Regions from separate parts of the Homo sapiens genome. Here region 1 is linked to region 2. Evidence: read pairs that join two places in POLR2A ChIA-PET (ENCODE). Cell type or tissue: MCF 10A. All regions are shown on one strand.

Region 1 (2,500 bases), 150 kb after region 2:
GTTGCAGTGAGCCAAGGTTGTGCCACAGCACTCCAGCCTGGGCAGCAGAGCGAGACTCCATGTCAAAAAAATAAATACTTATAAATAAATAAATATCACTCCTTTAATTTTGAGTATTTTTATTCAATCTCTCTCCAGTCTTTCTTTACCCTGAGAACAGTGACAAACTCTATGAAGCCTGGTTTATAGCAGTTTGTACACTGCTGGACAGCATCAGAAGACAGAGAATTTATAGCATTCTCCTGATCTAAAGCAACATATATCATCTCTACAATGCACTCCAATTTCTTTATACAAAGATAAATGAATATTTGTAATAAGCTAGCCAAAGCAGCAATAACAGCTAGCATAAACAGTATTTGTGGAAATATTTAGCAGGAAAAGAAACCAATCAAAAACCGGGAAATGAACTTCATTCTTCTTGTTGTTTTTTTTTTTCTAAAAAGCTTTTACCCTTAATACTAAATGGCCTCTGATCCCTTTTATTCTATATGTGCTGCAAGAGGTTGTACAGGCATCTGCCAGTGTGATACAAGAGAAGCTGATGGCGTGATTTCCCTTATATGAACACAAGGCCTTCTCACTTTCCTGTGGTAGCATCCACACATTCTTCTGTCAAACACCCCAGAGCGTAATCCTTTGTGTGCTCCTTCTTCCCCAAGAGTGGCTTCACTGTTAACAAACATCTTTCCATTTCTCTTCAGAGTAATATATAGTTCTGTCATAGGCCTATAAATCCCAGTAATTGCATCAATTTTAGAGTGTGTGGACTCACTAATTGTGTTCTAATTCTACACATTTGGAAAACTAGAATTTTTTATCATGAAAGGTACTAAAATGGCAATTATTTCTCTTTTGAAGTTATAATCATTAACAGCTCTATAAATATTAGCTACTATGTATTTATATGTTTTTCTGCAGGAGAATAGGAGCACTCAAAAGCATAAGTTTTATTTTATTCTTCTTTGCATTAGTAGAGGGCAGCCTAATGCCTGACACTCACATACTAGGCACTCATGGTGTCTTGGCCAGCTGGATGAATTAATTAGTGAATGACTTACACAGCTATCAGACATTTGGCACCTCTGGGGGAAATTACTGCCACTGGATAAAAGGCTACCATTGGGAAAATGATGTGGTTAAAGCCAGAGAGAACTGGATGAAGTGAGTCAGGGTGAATTTGCTTCATCTGGGCAACTGCCTTTCAGTTTCTGCCAACCTGGATTACGTATTAACCAGTGACTAATGGGGAAATCCTTATTCTATAATACTAATCCTATTTTTAATGGTAACATTTTTATTTCATTTCAGCTTATTAGAATATAGAGAACTTATTTTATTATAGTTCTTCATGTGGGTTAACTTTATTTTCATATTTTAAAATACTATGTCATCCTTTAAAAAAATTTATTTGATGAGGCCGATGTTACTCACCTTTTCAGTGGTTCCACTGTGGTTGAATATTTTATTAGGTTAGGCTTTAATATGAGTCATATCATCTACAACTTATTCATGAATTAAATAATCACATTGCTTATATCCTTGGGTGAAATGTGTTGCATCTACATATATATTTACAAACACACCTACGTACCTATAGTGGTATTGTTAAAAGTATTTTTTAAATGTACTCTTTTGCTGTATAGAAAGAAGAAAGAATAAAATGAAGCTCATAAAGGGTTTGATAAATAATTATTTCATAATTAAATGTTACGCAGTGCTAACCAAGTTCTTTCTTTTGCACAGGGCATTTTGGTTGTGTATATCATGGGACTTTGTTGGACAATGATGGCAAGAAAATTCACTGTGCTGTGAAATCCTTGAACAGTAAGTGGCATTTTATTTAACCATGGAGTATACTTTTGTGGTTTGCAACCTAATAAATAGCTTATAATAAAACGTTGATTTACACTTTCCCCTTGTGGAAAAATCAGCTACCACTGAAATTATGGGCCTAATCCTGAAAATTTGTTTTGTTCTAGACTTTTATTGAACTACTTCCCCTGAAATGATCCCTCAGAGCCCTCATTAGTAAGGGGGTAGGAGAAATGAGGTTCTTGGATGAACTGAGTATCATTTAACTATAACTATGTTTGGTTTATAATATTTGTTTTGCAAGTGACATTTCTGGAAACTATTGGAAGCATGTTGGCACCTACAGTAGTAATGACTCATTTTACCCAGAGGCATTACTATAATTATTTTTTAACCACAACTTCCATTAAAAAGATAAAAAATGAAATAAGACAAACAGGAGAAAACTACGCTGGCCAAAAATTGAAAAATCATAAGTATGGTAATACCTCATTTATCCACATTTTTGGAGAGTGAGGCATTCCACATACATGAACTTCCTAAATAAATGAAACCTACCCCTTTTTAATGCTGGAACATTACTTAAAATTTTAGCTGTTATTGAGAAAATCTTTTTAAGATGAAATGCATACTCTGTTTAAGGGAATGCTTCCAAATACAAACTAAGTCTTTATTGGTGACCCCA
Region 2 (2,500 bases):
CATCAAATAAATTGCAAATATTTATTTGTAAAAATTATTCTTAGCTCATGGGCCATACAAAATAAGATGGCCAGATTTGACCTGAAGATCATAGTTTGATAACTAAGAGACTTCATAACCGTGCCATGAAAGGGTTAAAAGGCAGACGAAAGCAAAGACCAGCAACAGTAGAAACTGTAACTTACATTTTTTTCTGAAATATATTTATGTGCTTCTTTATTGCACACTTCATTTTACTTGACCTTCTCTTTGATTGGCCAAAGGTATCCATTTGCCTTGGGAGTAGATTAGAATTCTTAAGCAGAAATGAAAAGGGGGAGAAACAATCAATGTTTAGTGACTGACTACTAAAATAAAAATGTTCAGTTCCTAGTAAGACCAGAGTACTGAAGTCAAGCATAGCTGAGAGAGTTAAACTTTTTAAAAAATTATTTAAATTTCTCTCTATATCTAAAGAGCCAGATTTGACTGGCTGCTACCTTCGGTTTCACTCATATGAAGAGACAGGTTTCACTGACTGCTACCTTCAGTTTCACTTAGCCAAAGTGAATTCAAACTGTCTCCACAGGAGAGAAGAAACACTGTGTGTCATTGGGCATTATGTAAGTCACCTAAACCTCGGACTCTTTATCTGTAAAATGGGAATAATGATTCCTACTTCCTATGGTTATGTGATTAAAAGACCTAATGAATATAGAGCACTTTCCACAGTATATGCCAACAGTACTCAGTAAACCTTAGTGCTCTGACTGTAGTAGATAAACAGATCAAACAGTTCATCTTTATGTATGATGTAAAGAATATCCATTACATCTGAGGTAATCCACAAAATGAGTTTTTCCTTAAAGGCGTCTACTGTCTAATCATTCAGGGTCCATTTTCCATGCATTGCTTATGCAAAGCTTATTATCCTCTTCCTTCACAAGGTCCTCTTTTACCTGACTCCATGCTCACTGCCTCACCGTTACCACCTCTCCTAGACCTGAGCTTGCTCTGCCACAAAGCAGGTAGTGTCCACTCCGCCCACTTCTCTATACTCTTGGACTCAGCACTACCGCTTCTATGGGCTCTTCCAAGGTTCAGAAGCCAGGACGCCAGTGAGTCAGTTGCCAAGTCAGAGCCACAGGCTCAGCTGCTGTGACGCGCCCCTCCCCTTGCGTCATTAAACAGTCAGAAGACTACAGCACGTGTCCTTAGGGAAAAGAAGGCTCTCTTGAACCGGTGCAAGCCTCTCCCTTTTCCACCAGTCATTTCAGAGTCTCAAGCTTAAAAGTGTATTCTCCAGCAAAGAAAAGCTGTCCCATACTTAGAGCTCTCCTCCCAGTGAAGATCCAAAACAGACTATGAGCTTATTAATGGTCATTCTCATAGAATTGTAACATTCTAGAGCTGAACAAGGTTTAAAGGTAGTCTAATACAGCCCTTTCATTTTGTAAAAGAAGAAACCGGGGCCCAGAGAAGCTTTGGCTTGTCTGAGGTCACAGAGCCAGATGAGACCTGATTCTTAGTCCTGTATCTTTCCATTAGATCCTACTATTTTCTGTTTGATCTGGTGGTAAAAAGACAGGGTTGGATTACATCATGCATGCCCTTTAAATAATACAATCCAAGTAACTGCCATATTATAGGGACTATTGACAAAAGAAGGGAACACCCTCCTCCACTGAGATCTGCATATATTGCAATAAGCAAATGTCTTACATTTAACTTGATTATCTGAAAATTGAATTTACATAACTAGGAACACATGTGATATTATGATGGGACTAATGCACACCAAAAAGGATGACTTTTATCTACAAAATATACTCTTAGTATCCTGACTAGGGACAATGAAAAATTCAAGATGTTCAATTCTCACCCATCTGCGGTGTGTGTGTGTGTGTGTGTGTGTGTGTATATATATATGTGTGTGTGTGTGTGTGTGTGTGTGTGTGTGTATTTATCCTGACAGTATATGACAGATCAAAATTTTCAATTGGTGAAGTTTCCTATAAACAAGGAAAGACCTGGCCCTGTTATGAGTTTGCCCTTCAAGCTGGAACTCCAGCTGGGACTAAATCCAGTGCTGTGGGGCTCAGCAGTCGATGTTGTTGAGACTGAACACAGATTATAAGGACATTGCATTTATCTAGACTTTGGTTAAATATAAGGGTTACAATAAAAAGAAAGAATATATCATGTCAAATTTGGCCAAATCCATGTAAACTCTAACCTACTTAGCCTACTCAGCATACACATTCTGAACTGTAAACTATAAACATTAGTTGACTGATTAGTCCTCAATTTCACCATGGATTAAATAACAGAACACAGAGTTACTGTGAGACTTGTGGTAGAAAATCTTTAATTCATTCCCCACATATGTGCTAACATTTGATACAGCTTAGAATTTAAAAAAACATAAAAGAAGGCTATAAAGTAAAAGTTACAAAAAAGGGGGAGGAAAAGGAAAAGGAGACAGATGATTTTATCAGAAACTTGGAATGAGGCACTTGTC

Evidence for each region. Peaks named below come from ENCODE experiments on the same cell type or tissue, not always from the same donor. Only the 100,000 strongest peaks of a DNase experiment are listed, where the experiment ranks them.
Region 1: POLR2A ChIA-PET joins it to region 2 with 8 read pairs; 3 of 35 experiments call an interaction of 5 or more read pairs at or near these places.

Annotation. Positions count from the first base shown.
Region 1 is chr7:116,775,643-116,778,142 of GRCh38, forward strand. It overlaps MET (MET proto-oncogene, receptor tyrosine kinase), which reads left to right. Exons shown (of 21, transcript NM_000245.4): 16 at 1,747-1,827. Among named protein-coding and RNA genes, the nearest start is that of CAPZA2, 86 kb to the right of the region's middle. RefSeq lists an enhancer at 385-1,584. In MCF 10A, no CTCF peak of the experiment used is centred here; a DNase peak (open chromatin) is centred at 1,149.
Region 2 is chr7:116,629,988-116,632,487 of GRCh38, forward strand. The region is part of intron 2 of COMETT (cytosolic oncogenic antisense to MET transcript); the gene reads right to left. Among named protein-coding and RNA genes, the nearest start is that of MET, 41 kb to the right of the region's middle. RefSeq lists an enhancer at 424-543 and a silencer at 2,174-2,374. In MCF 10A, no CTCF peak of the experiment used is centred here; a DNase peak (open chromatin) is centred at 1,124.